Regions from separate parts of the Mus musculus genome. Here region 2 is linked to region 1. Evidence: chromatin loops called from intact Hi-C (ENCODE). Cell type or tissue: heart. All regions are shown on one strand. Each heading gives the region's core, and the rest is flanking DNA. Links, peaks and the distances in the headings are about the cores only.

Region 1 (9,091 bases), core at 368-8,367:
TAGCCCTGGCTGTCCTGGAACTCACTCTGTAGCCTTGAACTCACAGAGTCCCCTGTCTCTGCCTTCCAAGTGCTAGGATTAAAGGCGTGTGCTATCAACACCCGGTGAGTTTTACCTTCTTTTTTATCTTTCTCAATTTCTTAAAATTGTTAAACTAATATCTGATAATTGGAAAGTAAAACAAATGTTACAAATTAGAGATTAACTATATTTTAAGTGCAAAGAACATGGTCAAACAGAAGAGAAACTTCAAATGTCATCAGAAGCATAGATAATAAAAGGCACCCACATCACCCTCTAGAGCAAGCCACAGTTAAGAACCTGGTGTCTCTTTGGCTATGCACATCTTTCCTAATGGAGCCTGGAATGCAGAGTTAGTCTTATTGTCTGAAACTGATGAAGAGCATTTCAGAGGCAATGCTTGCTTTAGAGGTCTGAAAGGAAAAGCAGCCAAAGGAGAAGGCCTGCATGTGAAGTGACACTCAGGCACACGCTTTGCAGCTACACAACCAAATGTATGCATGTCACATGCAGGCAGATCATACTGTACTCTGTCATTCTATTTCTGGCTCACTGTCACCACCCAGAAGTTTCCCCTACTCAGCAAATCTAGTCACTGGCTAAGATCTTGTCATTCAGTGTCACCGTCTCTGAATCATCCAGCAGAGTTCAACATTATTATTTCATTTGTTTAATTGTAAACTGTATACATGTAAATCCAATGACGATGCAGGTCCTGTTCATCAAGCTCCCAATTAGGAAATATAGATAGCATTGTCAGGCATTCATGGGGGATGGTTCCAGAATCCTCAAAAGTATGACAATCTCTGAATGCTCAAGTTCCTTATATAAAATGTATAGTATGTCCATACAACCTCTGCATGCCATCTCCTATAATTGAAACCACCTCTAAATTATATGGAATATAATATAAAGGCTATGTAAATAACTATTATACTGTATTGTTTAGGAAATAACATTAAGGAGAAAACAAACAAACATATATACCAAGTTTAGCAGCTGTTTTTTCCAGAGTATTTTCAGCCCATGAATGCTGAGCTGATAGGTATTGGGAGCTCAGAGTATTTATCAAATAAATCAACTTAGTGTTGTGAACAACATTCCCTTCTTAACACAGTAACACAAATGTTGCCAATGCCTTAAGTCCCCTATCTTATTTAATCATCCAGCTGGACTCTATCTTACAAAAATACCACAATTTTAGCAAGGATGGACAGATGGACATGGTATTGCTATGTAGCCCACGCTGTACTGACTTGTGATGGCCTCTCCTAGCTCAGCCTTGCGCGTGCTGGGATTAAAGGAGTGTGCCACTGCATGGGGCTAAAGCAACCTCCATTTCCCTGCCCAGTTCACTGCTGGGCACTCAGGCTGGTTTTCACTGCTATACTTTTATGGCTCCAGTAACTTCTTTGGATAAATCCTTAGAAGGAGTAGAAGGTCAAGACTTTTTATGGCATTTTGGAAAATTATTGAAATTTACATTCCTTCTAATAGACTATAAATGCACCAATTAATCTGCCATTTCCTCGGAACAAAGGTCTTAGAATTTGGTATTGTTCTTGCTGCTAGTTGATAGTTTTGACACATTGATCCAGAGGACTCCAGTCTCCAATTTTCTAATGCATCAGAAAAAAAAATACCAAGTTTTTCCCAGGATAAAAGATGTTTCTATTTTATGTAGCTTTAAGTTGTGAATAAGGTGGGCTAGACAAGGAACTGCTCTGCACTTGGACATAAAAAATCTCCACGACATTACTCAGCCTTCTTACCAGCATTCCTATTTTCTTAGGAACCAAATCTGAATTGCGACCTTACCTTAAACCAGAGGAGAGTAAAAAGAAACTAAAACTTACTTCCACTGCTTGATATACTGTAAAGGGCTAAGGTTGCAGCCTGCATCTGTTAAAGCCTTTTTATACTGCTCCAAATCAACCTGCAATAAGAAAAGAATTCTATGGTAAAAAATACTTTCACAGAAGACTGTTTGCTGTTATTTGATTAATCAAGATTTTAATCCAAAGCCTGAATTTAAATGCCAGCGCCATGTCAGGTGGAGCTGGCCTTAAATGACTCCCTAAGTGGCTATGCATCTGGGGCAGAAAGCACAGCTGATGAGAAGACAGCCATGGGAGTGCAAAGCATGGAACTGGCCTCCCTCAGGAAGTGCATCCGTTTTCTTCTCTTCTGCTTTGCTTCGGGACAAGGTACACACCTTGAATCCCAGCACTTGGGAGGCAGAGGCAGGCGGATTTCTGAGTTCGAGGCCAGCCTGGTCTATAGAGTGAGTCCCAGGATAGCCAGGGCCACACAGAGAAACCCTGTCTCGAAAAACCAAAAAAAAAAAAAAAAGGTAAACATTTAACTTGGCCAAAAATATTTCAAAGCCAGAAAAATGGAGGAGCAACCCAAGTTGGGAGGCAAGGGCTCCAAGTCCCTTGCTGAGAAACAGCTGTCTTCCCATTTTAAAATTGTCTTCTCTTTCTTGACTATTCACTATATCCCCTGATGAGTAAGCCGAACTGAATTTGTGTCAGTTAAGAGCCTAGCACCATAGTGACTCTGATATAAGAGGAAGAAATCCTCTGTGTGTGTTCTTGTGACAGTGTGTGGAGTCCCCTGATCACTCCTCATCCTTTGAGACAGTGTCTCACTGGAGGCCATGGAGTCAGCCTGCAGCTGGTCAGCAGGCCCTGGGATCCTCGTGCTGGGATCACTGGTAAACGGCTGGCTTTTCTTTTTCTTTAAAACACATGGATGCTAGGGACCACACAAGCAAGCACTGTATGAACCAGTTATCTTCCTAGGCCTGCCAAGGGAAAAGCTTTTAAGCTCACCATCAACTTTCAGGATGATTAAGATACTGGTCATCATGATTTAATGATCCTAATGATCACCAATGTTTATAAAAATCTTTACTAAAAATAAGGTAGTTAAATTAAGGCAATACTAAGGTTTAAAAGAATATGTCCCTAAAATATTATAGATAGGACATGGGAAACTAAGCCACAGGCAGACCTTCACTGATAAAAAGCCTTTCTAGGAAAGAAGAACCACGCTTTTTTCCTGCATAAAGTATAAGAAAAGTTAAGTCATGAATGTAGTCCACAGCAGAGTAAAAGAGCCCCAAGCGAACAGTGATTTAACACTCTAATAATTTTTGACTAATGGAAGCTTTACAACTTGTCAAACAATAATAACAAAAACTGGTATTAACAATTATCTCTCAATAGCATCTTGGAGGCTTTTTTGCTTGCTGCTTATTATCTAAAGCTATACTTGGTTAATTTAAGGGAGTTCATGGTTTCCAATCCACCTTCCTTATAAACAGCACACAGGGTATATTCTGGAACAGTCTCTGGTTTTAAAACAATCTTAAAATGATAAGACCAATCTTCTGAAATGTACAGCCAACTGGGTTGATTCAGTTTAGGACAGCTAGTTTTCAGAAGTAAGAATTTTGACACCTGCGGTCAGTTTTACTTCCACACTGTGACTGTGGTCAGGTCCCCAAGCGCTGACACAAATCCTGGTATAAACTGCAGCTAACAGAATCTGCCATAACCGTTCCAGTTGTTTTGTTCTTTGACTACATGAGCATCACATATTTAGTGATTTTTTACTTCTTGTTTTGCAAGTCTAGCTGGCAACTGGCGATGAGCACCCCACCCCTCAGGTGTCAGCTTCCATACCTCGGACGGTGCTTGCTGTGCGCTTATGTAATAGATAAGAAACAGCCTCATTTTGTCTTCCGGAGTCCCTGCTACAAAGGAAGGGGAAGGGAAAAAGACTTATGATTGTGATTACTGAGCATTATAATTAACACAAGGCATGTATAAACGTGACAGGACTCCATGGAGTTCTTGCTCATGTGAGCTGAAGAAGGAATAAAACCACTGCGGCATGCACAGCGGACATGAGAGGTGGGTTAGGAGCGACCACCGAAACACCTCACTTGTCTCCCAACTGTGAAGATTGTCCTCAGACATGAACCAAAAAGGGAAGGACGGGCACGCAGGTGTGCAGCTCTAAGCAGCACATCTTCACATGGCAAGGGATGAACACAGGACTGTCCGAGGCAGGTGTCATCCCTAGGTGTCAGGTTATAAGATCTGCTAGCAGATTTTATTGAAAGGACCCAGATGTAGCTGTCTCTTGTGAGACTATGCCGGGGCCTAGCAAACACAGAAGTGGATGCTCACAGTCAGCTAATGGATGAATCACAGGGCTCCCAATGGAGGAGCTAGAGAAAGTAGCCAAGGAGCTAAAGGGATCTGCAGCCCTATAGGTGGAACAACATTATGAACTAACCAGTACCCCGGAGCTCTTGACTCTAGCTGCATATATATCAAAAGATGGCCTAGTCGGCCATCACTGGAAAGAGAGGCCCATTGGACTTGCAAACTTTATATGCCCCAGTACAGGGGAACGCCAGGGCCAAAAAGGGGGAGTGGGTGGGCAGGGGAGTGGGGGTGGGTGGGTATGGGGGACTTTTGGTATAGCATTGGAAATGTAAATGAGCTAAATACCTAATAAAAAATGGAAAAAAATTCAAAAAAAAAAAAAATAAGATCTGCTAGCTAAATGACAGCAGGAGCTGAGACAAAAGTCTCATTTCCTGTACCCAGCTGCCCCATCTGAGGAGTTTTTAATTACAAGGTTGGTGAAAACCATACTTTTTTTTATATTAAAACATAAAATGAAGTATATTTACCTCAAACTTTAAGACAAAACTAAAGTTTCAAAGAAATTCCCCATTACCATGGGAGTTTTCCGAGTGATCACTAAGATATCTTAAGGCCCAGATTTTCCAGAGCAGCTCAGTCACCCCTCTTCTTCCTTGCACAGGGCGCACGTTGACAGAAAAGTGCTAAGGAAGCGGCCGTAGTAACCTACCAAAGCTCACTGGGACGTGTGTCCTAGGATGCAAAGCTCACTGGGACGTGTGTCCTAGGATGCAAAGCTCACTGGGACGTGTGTCCTAGGATGTAAAGACTTATAACTATCACCTTGTATTTCATCAGAATACAAACTAAGAGCTGGTCATACTTAAGTATGCCTGTACTCTCAGCACTAAGAAGGCCAGAGAAAGGAGGATTCCAAGTTCAAGACCAGCCTGGGCTAAACATAAGTTCCAGCCCTGATGGACTATATAGTGAGATTCTATCTCAAAAATCAACTAATCAACAAAACAAAACAAAACACCCAAAAAAGAAATCGTAACATTACAAGCAGCTAAGAGTAAAACCAGATTTAAAAAAAAAAAAGTGACAGCTGATGACACTCGGAGCTTCACGGGACTCAGAATCCAGATAGCCCTCAGTTTATCCTTATTTCCCAAATATGAAACCTCAGCGGCACTTTTGTCAAGTTCTTGGGTTTACAACCTTTTGGTACGCCTTTACTGGTAATGTTACGTGAGATTTACCTAACGAGGTATTGACTTCGGTTCTTACTGTAACGTTTCTATTTCTGTCTTCATAGTGAACAAGTACTTGTAGGGAAGTACTAGTGTTCAAATATGCGATGTCTCAAGCAGGCTCGTGTGCTAGGACTCTTGGCTGCCCGCAGAGAGGCTTGGGAAGTGATTGGTTCCTAAGAGCTCTGACCCGACAGACTGACAAAATGATGATACTCTTATTATTATTATTATATTATTATTAGGAGGTGGGGCTAACTGGCGGAAGGCGATCACTGGATGGCTATTGTGCTGTAGCCCCTGATCTTGCAGCATGCAAGTCAGGTGTTTGCTCTCCCACAATGTTCAGTATCACCTCAGAGCAGTGGGACCAGACAACTGTGGACCAAGGCTTCTAAAATCTTTCCTCCTTTTAAATGGTTTCAGGCATTTGTCACAGTGATGAAGTCTCATTAAAAGATGCAGTGCTCTGAGATCACGTAAACATTCTATCAAATTTCAATTATCTCACCTATTTTGCCTATTCAAAATCATGGATACCTTTTTTATCCCATCGGCTCTAACCCATGATTTATTATTATATTTTTATTTTGATGGTCAGATGGTCATGATTTGGAGCCTTTCACACTGACTGCTAGGTCTTTTTAAATTTGTTGCTGTTGTTGTTGTTACTTGTTTTCTAGGACAACTAATGTTCTAATTTCATTTTTCTAAAAAAATTTCAATTACTTATCCTATTATCCTATTATTTATCAGCTCCTTCTGTGCTTAGTCCTCATGGAAAATGCCATTTGTAGCCAGAATCTAAGAGGGGGGGTGTAATACATCTGCTCCCAGACCCTTGCAATTGGCAAGTCACAGGGCTCCCCTCCCCGCCCCTGGGCCTCTTCCTTCCAGTACTAGAACAGGCACAGACTGAAGCAACAAGCTGCTCAGGTCCTCCCGTTTGCACTGCCAGCAACTCTATCCAGTGAGCCATGTCCCCACCGCAGTTTGTGAAGCACCCCACACTGTTTTTAAAGTATGTTCCTGAACATTTAAAGTAGAACTCAGTCTTAGTTACATTCCCCATCTACTCTCTGGATAAGCCACAGTGAAGTAGAGACAATGTCACTCATTCAAATCTCCTGGAGAGAGTGGGAACTGATGGCTCTATAGAGCACATTAAAGAAATGAATACAAAGTATTTAAACACACGACCAAAGGGGGAAAATCATTTTCCATTTTTAAGAACTGCTATGTTGAAAATTTTTCAGCATAAGATAGCTCTTATAATTAATACAAGAATTACTGACTAATACAATAATTCTACTTAAATTCTGTCTGGACTGAAACACTAGATTCGTTCCTGTAAACATTCTCAGGTTATGGCACATACCATCAGGGTCGGATATGACGTCTAGGAGGGACTTATCCAGAGTAGTCTTGCTCATTATTTTTTCTTCATATTCAAAATATACATCCAGTTTTCTTGCCTGTTTCGAAATAAACACTAGGTAAAAATATAGTAAGGAAAAATATAGTAAGAGTCTCTTGCTAATAAATTTCTATTTTTTATCATCAAATGTATAGCCAATGTATGTTTATTTACAGAGAGTTGAGTTTCTTACTTTTTTTTTCAATTTTTTTATTAGATATTTTCTTCATTTACATTTCAAATGCTATCCTGAAAGTCCCCTATACCTTCCCCCTGCCCTGCTCCCCTACCCACCCACTCCCACTTCTTGGCCGTGGCATTTCCCTGTACTGGGGCATATAAAGTTTGCAAGACCAATGGGCCTCTCTTTCCAATGATGGCCGACTAGGCCATCTTCTGCTACATATGCAGCTAGAGACACAAGCTCTGGGGGTACTGGTTAGTTCATGTTGTTGTTCCACCTATAGGATTGCAGACCCCTTCAGCTCCTTGGGTACTTTCTCTAGCTCCTCCATTGAGGGCCCTGTGATCCATCCAACAGCTGACTGTGAGCATCCACTTCTGTATTTGCCAGGCATGAGCATAGCTTCACAAGAGACAGCTATATCAGGGTCCTTTCAGCAAAATCTTGCTGGCATATGCAATAGTGTCTGCATTTGGTGGCTGATTATGGGATGGATCCTGGGTGGGGCAGTCTCTGGATGGTTCATCCCTTTGTCTCAGCTCCAAACTTTGTTTCTGTAACTCCTTTCATGGGTATTTTGTTCCCTATTCTAAGGAGGAATGAAGTATCTATGCGTTGGTCTTCCTTCTTGATTTTCTTGTGTTTTGCCAATTGTATCTTGGGTATTCTAAGTTTCTGGGCTAATGTCCACTTATCAGTGATAAGTGCATTGAGTTTCTTACTTTTGTTTTTTGGTTGTGAGCCTGGCCTTTAGGCTGAGCCATCTCTCCAGCCCCAGTTTACTACTTTGGTCACATCAGAATGAACTGAGCGGCCAACAGATTGAAAGGGGACCAGGTAGTCACGCTGTGCTTACTTTTGTGGCGTGTGGATCCACACATTACACTTAACTGGACAGAAGTTACCCAAGTCATGTTATTTCTAGACTCTTTCCAACAAGCAGCACACCTTATTTTCATGTCTTTGTTTGTATTTTGTTTCTGAACTAAGTTTGAAGTGATTTGGGGACACAGAGTCAGCTGCTTTCAGTTGGAACAGAACAGGGCACAACAGAATACAAGCTGAGTAGTAAGTCGACCAAGGAATGGATTTCCTGTATGAGCAACAGGAAGCCAGCAACACTCTTTCCAACTCCCTCCTGTACAGTGGAGCACAAGGCCAGTTTTACAGCCATGAAGTATTCACAGAGTTAAACTAAAAATGGGACTGGCAGGATGGCCCACTGGGTAAAGGCCCTTGCTATCAAGCCTGGGGACTCAGTTTGATCCCTAGAACCCACACAGTAGGACATATGATTTCTGACAAGTCTTCTAACCTCTACATGGGCACTGTGGCACATGTGTATACGTAAATGTAATGTCTGTGTGTAATACAAAAGTAAATAAAAACAATAGAGACACGTTTACACAGGGATGGCCTGCCACTCACCTATCTCTTTGCACTGCTCCTAAAAGTATTTATTTTGTTTTTCCATATTTTTCAGCTTACTGAATAAAATTAATCCTTCCTTTGTGACTTCACTTTTCTCAGACGCAGGGCAGCATATTGTTAAGTTGAGATTTCTGATAAGGATCTTCAGTTTCTATGGTTACTAGCTGACCATCTTGTTTGTAAACATGTGCAGCACTGTTCTCTCAAACAAGACGAGGCAAGCCAAAATAAGAATGTGCACCTTCAACTTCTGTTACCTAACTTCTGTCACAGGCCCCATGAAAACCTGTTATTATTGCTGAAAGAATAGGTAATCTTTCTATCTTAGTTACTCCAAATTCTCAGGTTAAGAATAACTAGAAGGCTATAAAACTAGACCACACTGCCTCACTGGAACTGCTCTCATTCAATTATATTTTAATGTCACATCCGTGGCCACTAAAGCTGCCTCACCAAACAGCCACATGAAACCCATAAGTGTGATAACACTAAATACTGCAGTCTTTTATCACATAATTTACTCTGGATTAAGACACAGTGTCAGCAATACATATGTATTTATATATGTATATTAATTAATTACATGCACACTACACACACACACACATTTAGAGAGTTT
Region 2 (9,091 bases), core at 313-8,312, 330 kb before region 1:
TTGGGAAGTAGAGACAGGGAGATTAAAAATTCAAGGCCATCCTCAGTGCCTGGGGAGTCTGGGCTGCATAAAACGGCGTCTTAAATAAAATAGAGCCAGCCAGGCGTGGTGGCGCGCACCTGTAATCCCAGTCCTTGGGTGGCAGAGGCAGGCAGATTTCTGAGTTCAAGGCCAGCCTGGTCTACAGAGTGAGTCCCAGGACAGCCATGGCTACACAGAGAAACCCTGTCTCAACAAAACAAAACAAAACAAAACAAAAGCCAAAAGATTTTAGTTAGTGAAATGAAGAGCTTTAAAAAACGCTTTGTAGTATGTATCATTTAATGGTGTACGCCTGGGGCCCATAAGAGTGATGGGTGGGTAAAAACAATTGCCACTATGCCTGCTGACTTGAGTTCAATAATAACTGGGACTCGCATAGTGAAAAGAGAGACTGGATCGATGCAGCTTGTCCTCTGATCTCCATGTATACACCAGGTTCATACATATGTACTCACACATACAAAATAAATAGTATATATTTTTAAAAATGTTGATGACATACTACTGTAGTCCCAGCACTTTGTGCCTGAAGCAGGAAGATCACAGATTTTATGGCAGCCTGGTAGTCATAGTAAATCCAGGCCAGACTGGGCTATGTAATAAATGTGGTCTCAGAATAAAGTTTATACTAAAAGGACTGGAGGTGTAACTCAGTGGTGTACTTATTTAGCAGATACAAGGCTCTGCGTTCAATCTCTACTATAGTGAAGAAAGAAAAAAAACCTAGGTATATTCTTATGGAGAAGGTTAATATTTAATACATGACAAATTAAAAACCCCAGATACTCCATCTTTGCTGAAGATGACCGATGAAGGAACTTTTATTTATTTATTTATCTATCTATTTATTGTATGTAAGTACACTATAGCTGTCTTTGGACACTCCAGAAGAGGGTGGTAGATCTCATTATGGATGGTTGTGAACCACCATGTGGGTGCTGGGATTTGAACTCAGGACCTTTGGAAGAGCAGTCAGTGCTCTTAACCTCTGAGCCACCTCTCCAGCCCCTAATATTCATTCATTCATTCATTCATTCATTCATTCATTCATTCATTTTTGTTTTTATGTTCTTCTAGACAGGGTTTCTCTGTATAGCCCTAACTATCCTGGAACCCTGAGATCCACCTGCCTCAGCCTTCTGAGTGCTGGGATTAAAGGAGTGCTCCACCACTGTCTAACTAAAAGAGTTATTTTTTTTTTTTTTTTTCAATTGGGGGCCCTGTGATCCATCCAATAGCTGACTGTGTAAAAGAGATTTTTAAGTAACAGTTTTTGGGGGCTAGACTGATTGAAGAGTGTAGATCAAATAATTAGACATATGTCTCTTGGTGTTTTTTTTTTTTAATCTTAGATTCTGAGACGTCCCTCCCTGCAACGCCGAGCTGGCTCTCGCTCTGACGTAACACACCATGTCGTCACCTCCCAGCTCCCACAGGTCCCTTCTGGAGCAGGGAGCCGGCCTGTTGGGGAACAGGTAATCCCAAGTATCTCCAGCCTGTCATACCGGTTTACATTCTGCCACAGGGGTAGGGGTGGGGCTGTCAGTTACAGAAAACAATTTCCCCTGATGCTTAGGTCCTACACTTTACAGAAAATCCACGATTACTCTGCTACAATGCAAGCAGGAGTTTCTTACTTGAAACTGCTTCATCTTGGTCTCTGAGTACACATAGGCATGTGAGAACAGCTGAGGTTTATAGTAGTCGTAGTAATTCTGCTGTTTCTCATAGAAGAAGTAGTAGTCTTTCTTTTATTTCTCTCTCTCTCTTTTTTTTTTTTTTTTTTTTTTTTTCCTGATTAAGAAATCTCTTGCCTTGGGCTGGAGAGATGGCTCAGCGGTTAAGAGCACTGACTTCTCTTTCCAAAGGTCCCGAGTTCAAATTCCAGCACCACATGGTGGCTCACAACCATCTGTAATGGGATCTGATGCCCTTTTCTGGTGTTGTCTGAAGACAGCAACAGTGTACTTACATACATGAAATAAATCGTTAAAAAAAGAAAAAGAAAAAAAGAAAAACTTCTAGCAGTCAAGTGTTTAAACTGAGAGGCGTATGTATGCATGTATGTCATTTGATTTTTAACAACCAACGCTTCATCTGTTTGTCATATAGAAATTTAAGGCACCTCACAAGTGACTCATCTACTTTTTATGAATAGTTCAGAATGAAATTAAATTGGCATTAGGAAAAAACTTATTTTAAAATAATAGTCTCAAAGTACTACAAAAGGTTGCATGTGCCTTTTGACGAGTTTTTTTTTTGCCCCAGTGGTTCGTAATATACTACAAAATTGTAATATCAACACTAGGAAATACAGGTTGCATATAGTATGGATTTCTTTAACCACCAAACTATACGTATGAGAAACATGTATTTTTACACATTTGTATTAGCTTGTTTTATTCTTTCGCAATCAGTTCATATAAAGGAAGTACAGTCCCTATAAAGAACTAAAGGACAGTAACTTGGCTCAGTGGATTAAAGCTTTTGCCACCAAGCCTGACAAACCCAAATTTGATCTTTGAGATGTATAAGTACAAAGGAGAGAATCAACTCCCACAAGTTGTCCTCTGACTTCCACATAGACATAAAAATAGACACATAATTAAATGTAATTTAACAGTTAAAGAATTACTTAACATATAGGTAACTTATTTGGTAGATGGCTAATCAATTTAGGAAGAGTCATTTCCCTCAACTGTAAGTCTGTGTGGAATCTTTGTACTAGGAAGAAGAAGAGTATGAAACCAAAGGAGGCCGCCGCAGAGCCTGGGATGACGACTATGTGCTAAAGCGCCAGTTTTCTGCACTGGTCCCTGCTTTTGATCCTAGACCTGGTCGTACCAATGTCCAGCAGACAACTGACCTAGAAATTCCTCCCCCAGGTACAGTATATTTAAGTGTTGTGTTCTAGTTTTAATTGACAACAAATGAGATGATTATATACAGTTTGAACAGTAAAGGGCCACTTGTATTTTTAGTTTATGAATAAAACAATTTTTTAAAAAACTAAGTTGTATAGATTTGGGGCCAGTGAAAGGGTTCGATGAGTAAAGGAACTTACTGCTAGGAACTTACTGCTAAGCCTGACAAACTGGGTTCAAACCCTGGAATCCACATGGTAGAAGAAGAGAGCTAATAAATTGTCCCACGCTTTCCACATGTGCTCTGTGGCATCCCCACTCCAGGTAAAACTTCAAACCTCAGGAACTATGAAATAATAAATTTGTGTTCTAAGAGCATCCATTTTGTAGTAAGAATGAATCTTTACTTCTCGTACCTGATTGTGCTTCAATAGGTAGATGCCCAGTATTCTAATTTATGATCCTTAAAGATTTGTCACTAACATGTTTTATTGCTATAAAGATACTGTGTACAATATGAAGGCACATGTACTTTTTAATATATTTTATGTGAGGATATAGCTTGAATAAAATGTTCTGAACTTGACACAAGAACAGTTACTTAAGGAGTACACATAGCTTTCTGTATCAATCAGCTCTATCAATATTTTTCCTATCTGGTGGATCTCTGTGACTTGAGTCCAGCATTGTCTACAGAGTGAGTTCTAGGACAGCCAGAGCTACATAGTAAGACCCTGTCCTGAAAACAACAACAGCATAAAGCACAGTGGAGTGCACTACAATGAATAAACACTATTTTAAGAGTTGTATGATATAAAGAAGAAAGAAAAATTATGAGTCAATAAAAAGATGAGTTTTTTTCCTAAGTATGTCATCAACCTATTTATATTTGTATTCTTAATTTATTCATGTACTGTAAATAAAAGTTTGACAGATCATTGGCTCAGAGTAAATGGTATTCCTTGAGTGTAGGGTCAGTGATAATTTTAGTTTATAATCTATAAGTTATCAAGCATTTTAAATAAAAATGTATATATTTCATATACATATACCTGTTCTGTTATTCTGTCTCTAAGTAACCTAGGTATAATAATTCCCACTTTAAAGCAAAACAAAGCAGGCTGGATAGAAAGCACACCAGTTAACACTTGCTGCATTTCAGAGGACCCTGACACGGCAGCTCACAATATCTGGAGCTGCAGACTCTGGGGTTTGATGCCCTCTTCTGGCCTCCATAGGCACTATATCAAATATGTGGTATACACATATATTCATGCAAGCAAGACACTTTGTTTCATACATTGAAAAAATTTTTAATCGTTTATTTTTATTTTTAAGTAAAACAGTCAGTGATCATGTTTTTCCAGTACTTGAGAGGCTCAGGGAAAAAAAGATTGTCATGAGTTCAAAGTCCAGCCTGGAACATGCTGTATAATCCAGGCCATCCTGAACTCTGTGACCTGTTCCTTCACACCAGATGTAGTAAGTCAAGTCTTGAAGCCAGGGGAGTCTAAAGTGGACATGATTAGTGAGTGTATGGCCTTGTCTGTGCTCTTTGTGCTCTGATTGTTTTTACATCTTTGATATCTTTAGGAACACCTCACTCAGAGCTCTTGGAGGAAGTTGAATGTACTCCGTCACCTCGCTTGGCTCTCACACTGAAAGTGACGGGGCTTGGAACAACGCGGGAAGTTGAACTGCCACTTACCAATTTCAGATCCACCATCTTTTACTATGTACAAAAACTGCTTCAACTGTCTTGTAATGGCAATGTGAAGTCAGATAAACTTAGGCGTATTTGGGAGCCCACTTACACGTAAGAGATTTTAACTTGATATTTAAGTAAACATTGTTATTATCTATGAGCCTAGGAACAGTGAGTCTTTGTATTTTGGATTACAGGAACTTAAAATACGCTTTTGTTTGTTTCTTTGCAAGACCCAGTGAGGTTGTTTCTAACTCCAGATGCAGGGTGGCTGAACTTTAGAACTGGAGAACCTTTAGAAATAGTCCATACTAATCTGGGCTCAGGCTTGAAAAGAATGTCAATTGGATTTTTATAATTGCATGTGACAGAAACACTAAGTATACTTTATTTGTTCTTTTAGCAGAATATGTGAGTTAAACTACCTCTTTATTCATTCTGCAAATTATTGTCAATGACATGACAGATTTAACGTGCTTTCAGTTAAATCTCTACCCAAGCTATACCCCCAAAGATTGGACATTTTTGCTTCTTAGTACCAAAAATGTATAAAATGAAGCATTATTGTGAGGAATTAATGAATTAACACATGTAGTCTTTTCAGCTGCTTTTTCTCGGGAATAGTTAAGTGCTTTATTATTATGAGTAAGTAATTAGTATTTTAAACAAACATTGATATTTAATTTAACATTAATTTGGTTTATGATGTTCTTTTAATAGTCATAATCCTGGATGATATCTGATAATAGTAGTTTTTTGAGATAGAAATGCAATGACTTTATCACCTTCTCAGAAACTGAAAATTTATTTCACTGTCTTAGAAAATAAGCCTTCTTGTTATTGTTACCCTAGCCTTTCTTTTTTTTTTTTTTAGATTTATTTATTATTATACATAAGTACACTGTAGCTGTCTTCAGATGCACCAGAAGAGGGCCTCGGATCTCATTATGGGTGGTTGTGAGCCACCATGTGGTTGCTGGGACTTGAACTCAGGACCTTCGGAAAAGCAGTCAGTGTTCTTACCACTGAGCCATTTTACCAGCCCTATCCTAGCCTTTCTAGTCATAGGAAAAATGTTTTACCCCATTTCATTTATGTAACAATAAAGGAAGCCAAAACACTTATTATAGAAAACATTCATACCTTTAGCCCTCTAGATTTAGGGATGTTGAGAATGGACATTGGCTGAAGAGTGCTTGATGGGAGAACTCCAAGTTATCTCCTCTGATACATATGCACACACAGCTGGGGGCCTTCTTTAAAGAATAAAAGTGTAGGGAAGAGATTTAATCAAAAAAAAAAAAGAGAGAGAGAGAAATAAAAGAAAGACTACTACTTCTTCTATGAGAAACAGCAGAATTACTACGACTACTATAAACCTCAGCTGTTCTCACATGCCTATGTGTACTCAGAGACCAAGATGAAGCAGTTTCAAGTAAGAAACTCCTGTTTGCATTGTAGCAGAGTAATCGTGGATTTTCTGTAAAGTGTAGGACCTAAGCATCAGGGGAAGTTGTTTTCTGTAACTGACAGCCCCACCCCTACCCCTGTGGCAGAATGTAAACCGGTATGACAGGCTGGAGATACTTGGGATTACCTGTTCCCCAACAGGCCGGCTCCCGAAGCCTACTTGCTGGAAGGAGAGTCGACTTTCAGCCCTGAGTCCCACGGGCTTCTGTGCTGTATGTGCATTTACTGTGCATTCACATGCACACACAGACAGTGGCGATTTGTGTGTGTGGTTAAGGTGGAGTTTCATGTAGCCCAAGTTGGCCGTAAACTTCCTGTGTAGCAAAGGGTGACTTTGAACTTAACAGTCCTTTTGCCCGGCTCTCCTACTCTTGAGTACTGGGCCTGTGGCAGCACATCTGGTGATGTATGCTTTCTTTAGATATTTTGTCTTAAATTTTCTATTTGAGCCAGACAAAGTGTCATATGGCTATAATCCCAGCATTTGGGAGATGGAGGCAGAATCAGTAGTCACGAGAATCAATTTTGAGTCTGGCCTAGGCTACAAGACTACACAGCAATGGTTGTTACAAAGAGCAAGGATTGGAGATATCTCAGTGGAAGAATACTCGCTAGCAATTCCTTGAGTTTAATGTTTAATGTTAGTATATATCTAATGAATCACCTTATTAACATTTATTTTTAATAGATTACAGCTTTATTGGAAATAACTAAATCATTTGATTCATGAATTAATTGAATAATGTCTTCATGTTTAGAATCATGTATAGAGAAATGAAGGATTCTGATAAAGAAAAGGAAAATGGGAAAATGGTAAGTTATTTTTAGAAAGTGGGTCTATTTTTAGTTACTTAGTGAAAAAAGTAAAAGGATATCTTAGCCTCTGTGGTATTGCTGTGAAACAACCATGACCAAGGCACCTCTTACAAAGAAAGCCTTTAAGAGGGGGCTCACTTACACTTTCAGACATTTAGTCCATTTTCATTATGGCTAGGAGGATGACATTGAGTCCAAGTGGTGCTGGAGAAGCTGCTGAGGGCTACATCCATCCTATTCTGTAGGCAACAGGGAGAGGGGAGAGACTGGGCCTGGCATGGGCCTTTGAAACTTCAAAGCTACTCCCAGAGACACACTTCCTCTAATAAGACCACACCTCCTAGTTCTCCTAATCCTGGGAAAGGATTTCATTCCCTGCTGGGTGACTAAGTATTCAACTATATGAGCCTCTGAGAGCCATCTCAGTCAAACTAACACATTCCACTTCCCAGCCCTGTAGCTTTGTTTAATATAATGCAAAACTGCATTCAGTCCAACTTCAGAAGTTCCCATGGTCTATTAAAAGTTTCCACACTGTTTAAAAGTCCAAAGTTCAAAGTCTCTGAGACTTGTGGCAATCTTTTAACTGTAACCCTTCGTAAAGCCAAGCTGCAGACCGCATCTAACATATATGGAACAGGATATGTATTACCATTTCAGAAGGAGGGAGGGAGCAGAGTTAGGACATTCTGCAACAAAGCTGAAAGCCCGCGGACAGGCTTCAGGTTCTGTATTCCTGTGTCTGATGTCAAAATGGGCTTCAGATCTCTAACTCCTTTCAGCTTTGTTGACTGCAACATACTTCTTTTCGTTGGGCTGGTTCCACAGTCTGCAGCTCTCCTTGGCAGATGTCCCACAACTCTGGCATCTCCAAGATCTTGAGGTCTCCAAGGCAATCCAGGCTTTATCATCACAGCTTCATTCAGTGTCCTCCCTGGGCCTCCATGAGGCATGCTTACGACACACACCTGGCCTCGCGGGAGAGCCGCAACCCCTTTCTTGTATCCTTGATTCTAAATCCATATACCCGAAGTTTCCAAGGTCTGATCCTTGATCGGCAGGAATTTGGCCCCCTGGTCCAATTACATTTCCATCAGCTTCCCGCAATTATTCCCTTCAATACTTAAGCTTTTGGTTCCTTTTCACGGGTTGGGAACTTAGCAGGGTAGGGTTTTGCCCTGTGGTCACCACTTCCTTTATTCCACTTAGCATCAGGCTTTTCTTTAAATGTTTTATTTCCTTAAGCACTGGATTTAGTCCTATGACACTTTCTGGTGCTCCTATTCTCAAATGGGACATTTTGTATTTCTCTTTGGCTAGCTTATTTCTTTTCATTCTAGATATGCATAAGAGTGATTACTAATATTTATAGGACAGAGTCAATGCTAGATTGTCTTGAAATCTCCTCTGGCAAGGCATTAATCTAAAACTAATTTTGCCTCAGGCAGATTTTCAGGAGAAGAGCAAAAGGCAACCACATTCTTAGTGAAAACATCACAAGGGCAGTCTCGACTCCACTTACTAATGTTATTTTCCTTGAGGAAACTTTTTGAGCTGAGAGACTGGAGTGGGTGGGTAGAGGGAGGGAGGGAGGGCAGAGAGAGACAGAGAGGAGAGAAAATGGGAATGAAAATAGGTCCTGGCATAGGCTCATAGCTCACCCCTAGTGACACACTTCTTCCAACAAGGCCATACCTCCTAATCCTTCTAATCCGACCACAGAGTTCTACTCCCCAGTGACTAAGGATTCAGATATATGAACCTTTGGGGGCCATCTTACTCCAACCAACACGGAGAGAAACAGTTGAAGAGGAAGGGAGCTAACCCTGAGTTACTGAAGTTAGATTAAGTGCATGATCTCAAAGCTCGTCTTGCAATGCATGCGAAGCGTCATAGACCGTATCACTGGGAAGGCCAATGTTTGGTTTTTCCTGTTGTAGGGTTGCTGGTCTATAGAGCATGTGGAACAGTACCTTGGCACTGACGAATTACCAAAGAATGACTTGATAACCTACCTGCAGAAGAATGCAGATGCCGCTTTCCTGCGCCACTGGAAATTAACTGGCACTAATAAAAGTATTAGGAAAAACAGAAATTGTTCTCAGCTTATAGCTGCATATAAGGTATATATTGCATTAAAACATTGGTTTGAGTGGAATGGCTTTGAGCTTTGTTTTAGTTTGAAAACTGAGGG

The links. Peaks named below come from ENCODE experiments on the same cell type or tissue, not always from the same donor. Only the 100,000 strongest peaks of a DNase experiment are listed, where the experiment ranks them.
Region 2: it touches region 1 in a loop (2.9-fold over the local background); 5 of 42 quality-filtered maps call a loop at or near these places.

What each region holds. Positions count from the first base shown.
Region 1 is chr12:51,420,731-51,429,821 of GRCm38, reverse strand. Scfd1 (Sec1 family domain containing 1) reads right to left here. Exons shown (of 25, transcript NM_029825.3): 15 at 6,819-6,915; 16 at 3,714-3,784; 17 at 1,878-1,957. Among named protein-coding and RNA genes, the nearest start is that of Gm40422, 14 kb to the right of the region's middle. In heart, for the core only: no CTCF peak of the experiment used is centred there; no DNase peak of the experiment used is centred there.
Region 2 is chr12:51,754,850-51,763,940 of GRCm38, reverse strand. Hectd1 (HECT domain E3 ubiquitin protein ligase 1) reads left to right here. Exons shown (of 43, transcript NM_144788.2): 28 at 1,395-1,517; 29 at 2,771-2,927; 30 at 4,500-4,722; 31 at 6,840-6,894; 32 at 8,838-9,020. Among named protein-coding and RNA genes, the nearest start is that of Strn3, 67 kb to the right of the region's middle. In heart, for the core only: a CTCF peak has its summit at 4,146 (motif pointing left); no DNase peak of the experiment used is centred there.